2 separate regions of the Homo sapiens genome follow, and region 1 is linked to region 2. A link is an interaction called in ENCODE POLR2A ChIA-PET data of the cell type or tissue named here. Cell type or tissue: CD4-positive, alpha-beta T cell. All regions are shown on one strand. Each heading gives the region's core, and the rest is flanking DNA. Links, peaks and the distances in the headings are about the cores only.

What was found. Peaks named below come from ENCODE experiments on the same cell type or tissue, not always from the same donor. Only the 100,000 strongest peaks of a DNase experiment are listed, where the experiment ranks them.
Region 1: POLR2A ChIA-PET joins it to region 2 with 5 read pairs; 8 of 35 experiments call an interaction of 5 or more read pairs at or near these places.

The regions. Positions count from the first base shown.
Region 1 is chr9:98,099,020-98,106,431 of GRCh38, reverse strand. It overlaps TRIM14 (tripartite motif containing 14), which reads left to right. Exons shown (of 6, transcript NM_014788.4): 3 at 6,268-6,501. Among named protein-coding and RNA genes, the nearest start is that of TRIM14, 16 kb to the left of the region's middle. RefSeq lists enhancers at 4,357-4,476, 4,737-4,786. In CD4-positive, alpha-beta T cell, for the core only: no CTCF peak of the experiment used is centred there; DNase peaks (open chromatin) are centred at 4,341, 6,391 and 6,891; H3K4me3 peaks cover 1,139 bases; H3K27ac peaks cover 4,736 bases.
Region 2 is chr9:97,900,854-97,908,265 of GRCh38, reverse strand. TRMO (tRNA methyltransferase O) reads left to right here. Exons shown (of 5, transcript NM_016481.5): 5 at 3,274-3,777. The coding sequence ends at 3,533. Among named protein-coding and RNA genes, the nearest start is that of TRMO, 18 kb to the left of the region's middle. In CD4-positive, alpha-beta T cell, for the core only: no CTCF peak of the experiment used is centred there; DNase peaks (open chromatin) are centred at 1,035, 1,545, 2,845 and 3,365; H3K4me3 peaks cover 3,103 bases; H3K27ac peaks cover 5,000 bases.

The DNA.
Region 1 (7,412 bases), core at 2,011-7,010, 200 kb before region 2:
GCTCCACCCTGCCCACTTCCTTCAGTGTTAACAACCTGGCTCCTGTGAGCATTTATATTCAATTCCTGATCAAGAAACATATTTTTAAAAATTCATCCATAATCCTGCATCCTGCCACTTCAGGCCAACCATTATTCACATTTTGAGATTTTTTTCCTGTATATGCATATGCTTTTAATGTAGCTTGAGTTATATTGTACATACAATTCTAATATATCCCCAATCTGGAGGTGAGGCATGGTGGTTCATTTTCTTGTGTGGTTTGTCACGTGTATTATCATCTTGTCTCCAGTAGCTATTTACCATAGATGTCCAATACACTGTGGATTGTGAGTGTGCCCCTTCAGAGCACTGTGACATGAGCATCTTCAGGAGATGCTAAGAGTTTCAGTAGCTCCAGACTCATTTTCATATTATTTTTCAGTTTTGAGTTTCCGTGAATTTGGACTCCAACCCTGCTTAATGCAAAACTGTTGTTTTATTTGTTTTGCTGGTGATTTTCTTTTCACCTGTGACCCTGGATGAATGACTAGATTCCTCTTCTTTTCCCTGGGCCCGGGGGTGGAGTTTTTCTGGTGCTAGTTGATGGATGGAGCAGCTCTTTGTGGATCTGACTTGATGCAGGTCACTCCTTTCCACTCTCAGCTGGAATGTGGCCAGGTACTCTGTGCTCCCCCTGGATGGCCAGGCCCCATTGTGGCTTTCGTCTGCATGCATGCACCTCTGGCTCCACTCCTTCCAGGTCACTTAGCTTCAGCTCCTGCCAGGTCACTCACACTGTGTTTCCTCTTTGGTTTTGGCATCAGTGAATTTACTTTGTTTGTTTGTTTTTTTGTTTGTTTGTTTGTTTTTTGAGACAGAGTCTCGATCTGTTGCCAAGGCTAGAGCACAGTGGCGTGATCTCAGCTCACTGCAACCTCCGCCTCCTGGGCTCAAGCAATTCTCCTGCCTCAGCCTCCCGAATTGCTGGGACTGCAGGTGCCCACTACCGTGCCTGGCTAATTTTTGTATTTTTAGTAGGGATCGGGTTTCACTATGTTGGCCAGGCTGGTCTCGAACTCCTGACGTCAAGTGATCCTGAAAATGCAGTCGGCGGGGCTCAGCCCCTCTGTCCTACAGAGCAGAGCCGGGGATGGGCAGGAAATGGGCCTGAGACACAAGGGCCCAGCCTGGCACCAGACCCAGAACCCCTGCGGGTGGAATAAGGAGCCTCAGTTGCTGGCTCCATGCCTTTCTCTGTGACCCGCAGGAGCTGTAGGGACTGAGCCAAGGCTTGGGATCAAGGCACCAATGGGGGGACATGAACCAGCCTTTGCCAGACTGGGAACAAAAAGATGGGGACCCTGCCAGGCCATGCTGCTGACAAGGCCACTGGTGTCCATTGCCCCTGCTGGGCATGGCCACTCCCTGCCTCTTCCTGCCTGCCATTGCCACCATAGCAGAGTCTAAAGAGTCCCCATGCTAACGTGGTCTGGGCAAGGTTGGACAGCATGCCTTCTTTCCCTGGTGGTGCATCCCATGAGAGGCATCCGTGGGAGGGTTGTTGGAAGTCATACTGAGTTTTCAGCAAAACAGCGCCCTCCTTTCATCTCCTCACTCTCCACAGGACCCAGAGGTGGATTCACACAGCAGCCCACACTCTGAGTGCAAAATCCCCCAGCCTTCCCTGACCGGGGCTTCATGGCTGTTCAGCTTCTTTCTCTTCCACAGTCCTTAGACCCTGCTCAGCTAGACTCTGTTAGGCCCTCACCCAGCCACCAGCTCTCTTCAAAGCCCAGCCCAGTTCAGCTGGGATCTTCACTTTGAACCAGTGGGACCCAAACCAGATGGCGTACTTCCTTATTTCATGACCATGATATTCTCTTGCTCTCTTTCTCTCTCTCTCTCTCCCCTTCCCTCTCTCTCTCTACCCCTTTCTGACCATATTGCATAATCAGCCTCATCTGCTTATACAAGAAGTTTTCTGGTGGCTGTTTTCCATACTGGTTGCCACTGTGCTGAGAGTTAGAACAAGGTATAGCGTCGTGAAGCTTCTTTTGTATTTTCTACTTTACAAAGTGGATCTATAAAAACTGCTTGGAGCATAACTTGGTTGGGAGGAGATATTTGCTCTCTTGGTTTCTCTGCAAAGGTCCTCTGTGTACTTACGTTGCTTCAACATGTGTTCATAAATCAAGAGTTTGAAATACATTTTATTTTCTTCATTTGATCATTCAGTAAATATATATTTGTGTCCAGGCTCATTGACCCATTGCAACCATAAAAATGTGGACTAATTCCCAGGCTAGCTTAAAGCTATAATCCATAGGCCTGTGTATGAGCTAGCCTCTGAACCTATCCATAGGCCTGTGGTATGAGCTAGCCTCTGAACCTATCCTCTGCCTGGAGCATTGGATAGGAAACACAGATTTAGAGAACTCATCTCCTGTTTGCTGCCAAACCACATGCTGTCCCCCTGAGAACACGGTATCACGGGAGCCTGCCCACCCCTCGTGACTGGCTGGGTGCTGGGTTCATTCTGCTATGTGGACTGTGCAGATGTTTGGGCTGAGGAAGGGAGCTGGCCTATGTTTAATTTTTTTTTTTTTTTTTTTTGAGACGGAGTCTCGCTCTGTTGCCAGGCTGGAGTGCAGTAGCACAATCTCGGCTCACTGCAACCTCTGCCTCCCGGGTTCAGGCGATTCTCCTGCCTTAGCCTCCCGAGTAGCCAGGACTACAGGTGCCCACCACCACACCTGGCTAATTTTTTATATCTTTAGTAGAGACAGGGTTTCACCATGTTGGCCAGGATGGTCTCCATCTCCTGACCTCGTGATCCATTCGCCTCAGCCTCCCAAAGTGCTGGAATTACAGGCGTGAGCCACCGTGCCCAGCTTTAGTGTTTTTTTAATTGTATAAATAATACATGAACAAATTGTCATTTTTTAAAATTTAAACAATGGTATAGTATGGAACTACATAAGGTACAAAGTGAGAGCCTCTCTTTTCCCTTACCCCCAATCCCATGCCTCTTGCCAAATATGACCACTACTAACAAACATTTTAATTGCACTTGCAAATATATAGATGTATACATATGTCCATATACAGGTTTTGTTTTATTATGTTTTACATAAATTTGGATTATCTTGCTTATATTATTCTGCAGCTTGTTCTTTTTCACCTGTTTTTTTTTTTTCTGGAGAACTTTCCCTGCCAGGACATATAGGTCTACTGCATTGTTTTTTGTTGTTGTTGTTTGTTTTTGGAGATGGAGTCTCGTTCTGTTGCCCAGGCTGGAGTGCAGTGGCATGATCTCGGCTCACTGCAACCTCCGCCTCCTGGGTTCAAGCAATTCTTTGCCCCAGCCTCCTGAGTAGCTGGGATTACAGGCGCCCGCCACACGCCCGGCTAATTTTTTTGTATTTTTAGTAGAGACAGGGTTTCACCATCTTGGCCAGGCTGGTCTTGAACTCCTGACCTCATGATCTGCCCGCCTCAGCCTCCCAAAGTGCTGGGATTGCAGGCGTGAGCCACCGCGCCCAGCCTACTGCATTGTTTTTGTTGTTATATTTTCTTCTTCTTTTTTTTTATGGTGATAAAATATACATAACATAAAATTTGCCATTTTAACCATTTTAAAGTATTCAATTCAGTGGTATGAATTATATTCACAATGTTGTATAGCCATCACCTGTGTCTACTTCCAAAACTTTTTCATTATCCCAAACAGAAACTCTGAAACCATCAAGCAATTACTCCCCATTTCCCCTCTCCCAGCCCTTGGTAACGTCGACTCTACTTTCTGTCTCTATAAATTTGCCTGGTCTAGATGTTTCACATAAGCGGAATGATAAATTATTTGTCCTTTTTTGTCTGGCTTAATTCACTGGGGATGATGTCTTCGAGGTTCATCCATGTTTAGCATGCATCAGCACACTGCATTCTTTGTAATCGCTATAAATTATTTCATTGTACGAATGTAGGACAATTTATATAATGAACCGATATACATATCCCATATTGAAAATTGTGCCAAATATGTCATGGTTAACAACTGTCTGAGGCTGGTGCACAGGGGAATAAAATAATTTACCAAAACAGCATTGAGTTTAGAAAGGCAGATTTATTTAGAGAAAAGGGGGAGATACATTGAAAGGGAGCAATGGGTGAGACAGCAGAAAGAAGACTGTCTGCAAAGAGGCAGGAGCTGGAGGTGGAGTTTTCTAAGGTTGTGCTGCTTGAGCTGAATGCTTGCAGACAGGATGCCTGGGTGCAGGTGGACTGTGAGTTGAGTGCTTGTAACAGGATGCTTGAGTGCTAGTGAGCTGTTTGTGGTTGACCCTATTTCTCAGAACGTTCGCTCCCCACTGCTGTTGTTTCTGTTTCTGCTAGTGACGCCCATTTTTCAATGTTTTTTTCTTTTCTTTTTTTTTTTTTTTTTTGAGTCAAAGTCTTGCATTGTCGCCCAGGCTGGGGTGCAGCGGCCTGATCTCAGCTCACTGCAAGCTCCACCTCCCGGGCTCAAGTGATTCTCAAGCCTCAGCCTCCCAAGTAGCTGGGATTACAGACACCTACCACTACACTTGCCCAATTCTATTCTCTATGTGTAGAAGCTATATACTGAGAATCTTGGTACACAAATCTTCATGCACATGTGAAAGCATTTTCTAGGATATAAGTAAAGTAAGAGGAATTGCTGCATGAAAGAATAAATGTATTTAAAACTTTGAGGCCAGGTGCAGTGGCTCATGCCTGTAATCCAGCACTTTGGGGGACCAAGGCAGGCAGATCACCTGAGGTCAGGAGTTCAAGACCCAGCCTGGCCAACAGTGACTCCCTGTCTCTGCTAAAAATACAAAAATTAGCCAGGCATGGTGATGGCCACCTGCAGTCCCAGCTACACGGCTGAGGCAGGAGAATCGCTTGTACCCGGGAAGCGGAGGTTGCAGTGAGCCGAGATCTTGCCATTGCACTCCAGCCTAGGCGACAAGAGCAAAACTTCGTCTGAAAAAAAAAAAAAAATTGATAGCTATTGTCGTATTGTCCTCTAAAAGCGAAGTACCAATAGACCCTACCACCCACAGTTTATATAAATGCCCTACTTCACATACCCTTACAGACTGTATTTCAGTCTCTTAAAAGTCTTCCAATCTAATGATCAAAAACTATTTTCTGGGCTGGGCATGGTGTCTCATGCCTGTAATCTCAGCATTTTGGGAGGCTGAGGCAGGTGGATCACCTGAGGTCAGAAGTTCAAGACCAGCCTGACCAACATGGTGAAACTCCGTCTCTACTAAAAATACAAAATTACCTATGTGTGGTGGTGCGTGCTTGTAATCCCAGCTACTCAGGAGGCTGAGGCAGGAGAATCGCTTGAACCTGGGAGGCAGTGGTTGCTGTGAGCCAAGATCGCACCACTGCACTCAGCCTGGACAAGAGTGAAACTCCTTCTCAAAAAATAAAAATAAATAAATAAATAAATAAAAATTGTTTTGTATTTCATCTAATTGATTTATTCTTTGGGCTTTATGTACAGTGTTTTAGTTTAACTGGACCTTCTCTTTTGTTTGTTTTCCTTAACCTTTCATTGTGGAAAATCTCATATTATTTTAATTATTTTTACTTTTATATTTTTAGTACAAAAAATACAAAAATTTGTTCTAAAATGCCACTGTTACACCACACATACACATACATACATTTCCATATATAATTTGAGTTCTTTTAAAAGCTCTTTATTTTGTACTTTTGACCTCTTATCTATGCTTGAGCCACATGGTTTTAGATCCTGTAGATTTATTGTTTTGTTATCAGATAAGGCAGATAAGGCAGATAACCTCTTATCAGTTTTCTCTTTATTGATTTTTTTAAAGCAATTTTGGCTTTTCTTATGCTTATTCTCTCTCCTAATGATTTAATAATTTTTAATCAGCATGTTAAGATTTTGATTAGAATTTCATCAAATTTATAGACTAATTTAGAGACAAATAGTGACTTTATAGTAATCAACCCTCCCAGTCACGAATATGGTTTTGTATTAGGTATATTTCCACATATTTTGCTATTTTTTCTCCCATTTTCAAAAGGATCTTTATTTCTCCGTGCATTTTACGATCGGTGATGGGCTGGTGCTTAGGAAAGCTTTGGTTTTTATAAGTTGATCTTGTGTCTGACTGGCCACTTTACTGAACTCACATTTCAGACGTTATGATTTTTTTCATGTTGATTATTCTGGATTTCCTGGTTGGCAGACATGTCATCTGCAACTGGTTTTTCTGTTTTTAGGCTAATGCAGAGTCAAGTAAAACCTGGCTGAAGGGGAAATTCACTGAACTCAGATTACTACTTGACGAAGAGGAAGCGCTGGCCAAGAAATTCATTGATAAAAACACGCAGCTTACCCTCCAGGTGTACAGGGAACAAGCTGACTCTTGCAGAGAGCAACTTGACATCATGAATGATCTCTCCAACAGGGTCTGGAGTATCAGCCAGGAGCCCGATCCTGTCCAGAGGCTTCAGGTAATGCTGGGGTCACTGCTCTTACTGCTGCCACCTGCCACCCACACTTCATCTCAAGTATTGTGGCATTGAGCACAGTATTGACACACTAAGCAAGTACATGGACTATTGTCTTGTCACCATGTAGACTGTCTTGCCCCCACACAGGTGGTCAAGAGAATATACATTGTTAGGAAGATAATACACCTCTTGGGCTAATTAAATAATATTAACAGCCACCAATTTCAAAGGCCCCTGTGTCCTGAGCACTGTGTAGTTTAGCACTAATATTCACCAGAACTCTGCAAAGTGGGCTCACCCCATTTTATAAACAAGAAATTGAGGCTCAGTGAAGTGACTCACCTGGTCTCACACAGCAGGTAGGTAGCAGAGCTGGTATCAGGTCTGGCTGTCTGTCTAGGTCTGTCTGACTCTAAACCCACAAGGGACCCTGCCTGGCCCTCTGACTGTACAGTCTTTTTTTTTTTTTTTTTTTTTTGAGATGGAGTTTCTCTCTTGTTGCCCAGGCCGGAGTACAGTGGTGCGATCTCAGCTCACCACAACCTCTGCCTCCTGGGTTCAAGCAGTTCTCCTGGCTCAGCCTCCTGAGTAGCTGGGATTACAGGCATGTGCCACCATGCGTGGCTAATTTTGTATTTTTAGTAGAGACAGGGTTTCTCCACGTTGGTCAGGCTGGTCTTGAACTCCTGACCTCAGGTGATCCGCCCACCTCAGCCTCCCAAAGTGCTGGGATTATAGGTGTGAGCCACCGCAATCAGCCTGCCTTTATAGTCTTAAATTGAGACACCCCACCTGAAAAGGCAGGTGTCCTTGCAGCTACTGAGCACATTTCAAAGGCTGAGTCACAGCTGGCTCAATGGTACTCCTTGGCCACTGGGCTTTGTTGAGGAAGAGTCTAAGAAATAGCCCCT
Region 2 (7,412 bases), core at 460-5,459:
TAATTTTTTGTATTTTTAGTAGAGACTGAGTTTCACCGTGTTAGGCAGGATGGTCTCGATCTCCTGACCTTGTGATTCCCCCGCCTTGGCCTCCCAAAGTGTCCAGATTACAGGTGTGAGCCACCGTGCCCAACCTATTTTGAATTTTTAAAGAGACGGGGTCTCATTTTGTTGCCCAGACTTGTCTTGAACTCTTGGGGGTCAGGGGATCCTCTGTCTCAGCCTCCCAAAGTGCAGGGATTACAGGTGTGAGCCACTGCACCTAGCCTGTTGCAATTTTAAATAGGTGGCCCCAGTGGGCCTCACTGAGAAAGACACATATGAGCAAAGGTCAAAGAGGTGAAGACATGAGCCAGCCTGTCCAGAGAAAGGACATGCTGGCCTGAGGGACAGCCAGTGCACAGCCGCAAAGTGGAGGGTGCATGGCACGTTTGAGGTCATGTGGTCAGAGTGGACTGAGGAGGGCTGAGCGGAAGGATATGAGGTCAAAGAGGCACTAGAAAAGGGACGAGGTCACCTAAGGGTTTTATAGGCCATTGTAAGGACTTGAGTTTTGATCTTGGGAGAAGTAAAAGGCAGAGGAACTTGATGTCCGTATCCCCAGAGAGCAGGGGACCATCTCTGGGGTCAGATCACTACCTGTGTGATTTCTGGGATGTCACACCTCAGTGACATGCAAAGGCAAGCTGGAGTTCCTTATTGAGACAATGAAGACTTTCATTCTATATCCAGAAAATAAAGGCTTACACAACCAAAGATACTAGATTTTCCCCTGCTTTACTAGCAGGGAGAGAATGAAGAGGCTAGGGGGGTATTTGGCTTTGATAATCCAACCTGAAGGAGGTTTTTCTGATGGGAAAAAGAAGTCTAAAAGTTGGGACTGGAGATACATGCCAACTGACTCTGAGATTTCCCCATTTCTTCCTGTCAGAGCCACAGCCAGCCCACACTGTTGCCTTTTGCAAAGGAAAAGCCACCCCTTCCTCTGGGTGGAGGCAGCCACCTGCCAGGGCCCAGGAACTGGTTTTAGCCCCAACATGCAAACTTCAGCCAAGTGCCGTATGCAGGGCACCCCCTGCACTTCTGGACACGGCAGTCTCGTGGTCATGAGTGGTGATGCCACTTGAGGGTTGTGCTTCTCTTTGGCTCCTAAGGCTTTACTTTTAAACAAAGCTTTTGATTTTAAAATTGATCTTTTTATTTTTAAAAGTTTTGTTGATAGAAATCATTACATCACTGTATACAGTTGATGGGAGGAGGCTGGTCAGTTGTAAAAGGATTTTATGGTGGAACAAAACAGTCCTGCCTTCTAGACACTTTATGCTTACCACTTGTCCTGTGGTTATTGTCTAATGCAAACTACTATGGAAAGTTTTGTTTTTCTTTCTTTTCTTTTTTCTTTCTTTCTTTTTTTTTTTTTTTTTGAGACGGAGTCTTACTCTGTCACCCAGGCTGGAGTGTAGTGACGCGATCTCGGCTCACCGCAACCGCCTCCTCCCGGGTTCAAGCGATTCTCCTCCCTCAGCCTCCTGAGTAGCTGGGATTACAGGCGTGAGCCACCACACCCAGCCTGGAAAGTTTTGTTTTTTAAACTGCAGTGCAGTATGTGTCAGATGTTTGAAATATGCCTTACTGATTAAAAAAATGATTAAAATGAGAAATTACGCAGTGTAACTACAAAACAGGAACTGATTGATAGCAAACAGCAAAATTCAGAGCTGTTGCAGAAATAAGAAGTGACTTCAGGAAGTTCTGAGTCTAGAAGAGGTTAAAGGTGTTGAAATGGGAGGAAGTTTGGTGCTGGAGTAAAGGTCTGGGCAGAGTGCTGTGGGCACTCTGAGAGGAGAATCCTGACTTGTGTCTGGGAGGGAGTGTGGAAGGAAACAGTGCTTGAGCTGAGCCTGGCAGGATGAGTAGGCAGGGAATTGGGGGAAGGCACCCATGCCAGATAAACGGCCAAGCAGAGGCCTGGAGCCTCTCCCAGAAACGCCGTCACAGGGGAGTGTGATGAGCTCTCCTCATTTTTGAGTGGCCTTCAGAGCCATTTTCTATGAGCCATGCAGTAAAGGAACCTTATTGCCATATAATTGATTTTTTTTTTTTTTTTTGAGATACAGTCTCTTTCTGTCACCCAGGCTGGAGTGCAGTGGTGCAATCTTGGCTCACTGCAACCTCCACCTCCCGGGTTCAAGTGATCCTCCTGCCTCCTGAGTAGCTAGAATTACAGGCGTGCGCCACCATACCTGGCTAATTTTTTTGTGTGTGTGTATTTTTAGTAGAGATGGCGTTTCACCATGTTGGTCAGGCTGGTCTCAAATTTCTGACCTTGTGAGCCTCCTGCCTTGGCCTCCCAAAGTGCTGGGATTACAGGTGTGAGCCACCGTGCCCAGCCCATATAATTGATTTTTGACTAAAAATTGTACTTCATGGCTTTATTTACCCAACCTGCTTATTAGATATGGCCCACAGTGATTTTTGGCTGCTTGTAGAAATCAAATCCACTCCAAGAGGGATAAAGATCCACTGCCACCACAGATGATATTTTGAGCAGGGACAGTGTTTTTAAGATCTGTACCTTCCTGGAAGGGGCATTTGGATGTATGTGATGTTGTAGTTATGAAAAACTAGGTCACAGTTACTTTCTAAATTTATGTTTTATACATACCATATTAAAAATAAAATACATTAAAAATCCTACAAACATAGGAAGTTTTGCTGTTTCTTAGGGACACAGATGTGAGAGAGTCCCAAAGCAAAGGGATGTTACTGGTAACTGCGGGTCTGTGATACTAGCTTTCTGGTGCAGCCTCTCTCGCCTGTAGCTGGTGTTCTGGGTGTGTGTGGGTTTAGTTCTCTTTCTTGTGGCTTTCTGAGGATGCTGGGACTGTCATGCATTTCCTTGTCTCTGTTCTGAGAAGAAAATGACAAGGAATTAAAGTCTACATTGAGTATAGAAAAGTGACATTTTGGATATCAGAAAAGTGACATCTTGGCTGACAGAAAATGAAAGCTCACCTGTCTTAGGAGACTAAGGAAAAATACTACCATGATTTTTCTGTCCAGTAAAACAAAAATTTGGGGGTGTACAAGTTAAACCTAATGATAATAAACACCTCTTGACGGTGACAGTCTCCGTAATGATCAAATAGTTTTCCAAACCCTGTCCATGTCAAGTGATCTTTAAGGAACCAACCAGATTCCATATTGAAGTTTGTTGTAATTAAATTCAACCTGCATGATAGTGCTCATTAAGTTGTGTTTTTTTCATTGCAGATGTTGGTCAGGCGTCATTTAAATATTTTCAGTCAGCAGAGGAAGCAAAGCGTGCCATTGAGGCTGTGCTGTCAGCGGATCCTCGGTCTGTGTACCGCCGGAAGCTTTGCCAGGACCGCCTTTTCTACTTTACTGTAGACATAGCGCATGTCACTTGCTGGTTTGGTGATGGCTTTGCAGAGGTGCTGAGGATCAAGCCGGCTTCTGAGCCTGTTCATATGACTGGCCCTGTGGGGTCCTTGGTGTCTCTAGGGTCTTAAGGAGCCTCCCTCATGTCTTTAAGGTAGCATCATTGATCTTTGGATGTGGCTTTTGGATTTTCTGAACAAGCTAATGTTGTGTCGAGAAGCAACACTTTGTGATCTCATGGCTTTGATTGATTTGGGCTGTTCAAAATGTTTATTTGAAAAACGTATACATTAATAAACTTAACAAAGAGATATAAAATACAGAGAAATCACCAAATGCTTTTTGATCTGTTGATATTAAAGAATCAAAAGGTGATGCTGTCTCGATAATTTCTGAAAGAAGCTGTTCTTGGTGCACTTGATAAAATTAGACAAAGTTCATTCCAGCAGAGACTTTCTAGTTGAGGGGATCTATTCAGTAATTCATATTGGTTTTCCTGTCTGTCTGGAAAAGCCTGACCTTTCTATTTGATTCCAAATCAAACCTATATCAGGAAACTAACAAATAAAAAACAAGTAGAGATAGTTTTTGAGATTAAACTTATGTGTTTCAGAGACTTTGTGACATAGTCACACACACATATATATATGTATATATATTTAATACTGATTCTAAAATAGAGACTCTCTGAGATTTCTTTGGATGTCTTTGTATCAGAAAAGGAAATCACCCTCAGAAGTTCAAGAAAATTGTTACTGTTTTTTTGTTTTTGTTTTTGTTTTGAGATGGAGTCTTGCTCTTTCGCCCAGGCTGGAGTGCAGTGGCGTGATCTCGGCTCACTGCAATCTCTGCCTCCCAGGTTCGAGCAATTCTCCTGCCTCAGCCTCCTGAGTAGCTGGGATTACAGGCGTGCGCCACCATGCCTGGCTAATTTTTGTATTTTTAGTAGAGACCATGTTGGTCAGGCTGGTCTCGAATTCCTGACCTCGTGATCCACCCACCTCAGCCTCCCAAAGTGCTGGGATTACGGGTGTGAGCCACCGTGCCTGGCCTATAATTACTGTTTTTTAATATACTCACTTTGCAACTATTTATTGAGAACCTATGGGTTAGGTTTTGGTGATAAAATAAGATGACAAGATGTAGTTCTTGTTGCAATCATGGTTAATGGAAGAAGTAAGACATAAATAAATTATTGTATTATAGTTTTAGAAATACAGTAATTATACATGGATCCTCTGTAGTACCACATAGGAAACAGTTGTAAGAATGTATTGCCTATAGGTGATTTTAATGATGTGCTCCCAGATAACTGAGGATTTATGATCAACATAACCAAATTAGACACCTGTCAACATGATACATGCTTTCCTAATCATGATTGTAAATCTTAATAGCTGATCGAAATGAGCTGATTGAAATAGTCTTGAATAGTTTTGAAATGAGTTCTGCTGCCTGTGGATACTTGTGCAGAGTCATTTGTGGCTGATGACACTGTACTCCTAAACCAAACTGATTTGTAATTGCCTTTGATGTTACTTAGAACTTCTTGGGGAGGTATCTTTAATTTGATTTTTGGTTTTTGATTTTTTTTTTAGAGATGAGTCTCATGCTTTTGCCCAGGCTGGAGTGCAGTAGCCTGATCATAGCTCACTGCAGCCTTAACCTCCCAGGCTCAAGGGATCCTCCCACCTCACCTTCCTGAGTAGCTGGGTCTACAGGCTCATGCCACCATGCCCCACTATTTTTAAATTTTTTTGTAGAGACAAGGGTCTCGCCTCATTGCCCAGGCTGGTCTTGAACTCCTGGTACCAAGCAACCCTCCCTCCTCAGCCTCCCAAAGTGCTGGGATTACAGGCATGAGCCACTGTGCCTGGGCTAATTTGATTTTTTAAAGCTTTTTATTTTGAAATAATCAGAGGTTCACAGGAAATTGCAGAAATAGTAGAGGTCCTGTGTACCCTTCACCCAGCTTTTCATTTAACTTCTTCCAGTGGTTGGTTCCATCTTACATAACTATAGTAAACGTTAAAGGTAGGAAGTTGACACTGGTAGAGCCTACACTTTAGTTTGATTTTGTTGTTTTTTCTTTTGAAAAGTTATTTTGAAGCTTCATCAGGGCTTGAAGCACAAAATGTTTTGTTTAATATGTTAACAATGACTCTGGGGGATGGTAACCAACGGCCTTATAACAAGAGGACTATTAAATTGTTTGGGGTTTTATTATACAGTCTCAGGATTTTAGAGCTAAGAAGGATTTTAGGCTGGGCGCAGTGGCTCATGCCTGTAATCCCAGCACTCTGGGAGGCGGAGGCGGGTGGATCATTTGACGTCAGGAGTTCGTGATCAGCCTGGCCAACATGGTGAAACCCTACCTCTACTTAAAATACAAAAATTAGCTGGGTGGTAATGGCGCATGCCTGTAATCCCAGCTACTCGGGAGGCTAAGGCAGGAGAATCGCTTGAACCTGGGAGGCAGAGGTTGCAGTGAGCCGAGATCGTGCCACTGCACTCCAGCCTGGGCGACAGAGTGAGACCCTGTCTCAAAAAAAACCCACAAAAATAATAAAAAGGATGTTAAATATAATCTGGCTCAGTTTTCTGCCAGTTCCTGAGTCTCTTCAATGTTCCCACTATCTGGCCTTTCCAGGCCCTGCCTAAATGAGGTATATACCCCTGACCTGTGCAGCTTATTCTTTATGGGCAGTGCTCATTATTAAAACATTCTTCCTGAACGTGAGATCCACTCTGTCCTCCGACAGCTCTGCCCACTAGAGAGGCCACACAGGCTGGTTGCCCTCCCAAGTTAGCCTGTCATACCACCCCTTGGTCTTCCCTAGGCTGAGCACCCCCGTTTTCTTCAGCTGTTTCTCATAACATGATCTCAAGCCTCTTCTGAACCCCAGGCTTTCTTGAGTCTCCATATGAGCATTTGCCTCTGTGGGCACAACTTCAAGTGTCCTTTGTGAGGAAATGTGCATCTCTGGTTGGTGAACTTCCATCCCTCAGAGAGAAATAGAAGCACAAATTTGAAACAAGCTGTCTGTCTGTCTGTTTCTTTATGTCTTGGAAACTTTATTTATCCATCCAAGCTTTTTTTTTTTTTAGCCTTTGAGAGCAGGCAACCATCCAAGCTCATTCCACGAACCCAGAGAATTAAATATACCTGATTTGTAGCACAAAATAAATAAATGATAAAAGTTCCCTCAAACCTTCCATCAAGTGGTTTTAAAACTGTCATTGATTTTATGTCCGGAATTGAAGTTGTTTTGGTGCGTGCATGTACACACACGCATGTACACACACACACAAATACACACTAATCCTAAAAATGAGATGGAAATGAGCTACAAGAAAACTCAAAAGTGCCATAATTATGACTGTCAAAAATAGTGTTACAGCTCTAGGGTCGTTTTGTGTCCTATTTGTATCAAAATCACATTTGGTCCTTTATTAAGTGGGAGGTGAGTACATCAAGAGGAAGAGGTTGCTTGATTCTTGGTCCTTTAGATTTTTAAGACTCTTTGGCCAGAGTTTTGGAAAAGGGATTGTGTCAACAAGCAAAGTTGTGGTTTCAGGACTGCCTTAGAAACTTTTTCAAGAGAAGAAACAATTCTCTACTAGGCGTAAATGGCACCCACCTTAATTTTTAGCCTTTGCTTTTTGGTGCCTGTAGGGGGAGCCCTTGATAGCAGATTTTATTCCCATTTCACTGGCTTGGAGGAAAACACCAGGAGTTCAAGCTGTTTAGGTAATTTTGGCGTTTGGCCCACCTGCCCCAGCTTTAAAGAACAGTAACTTGTACAAGCAATGCTGACTGATGATTGTCAGTCACATGTGAGAAGAGATTAGAAAGATGAGTGGCATTTATTAATTTTTTCTTAAATTGTAAGCTTGGCTTCAGGGGTGGGATTGATTATTCCAGCATGTGGATCTGTGCACAACCAGGTGACTCATTAAGCCCATGAGCACACACGGACAAGGCATTGACTTTGTTTCTGTGTTTGTGA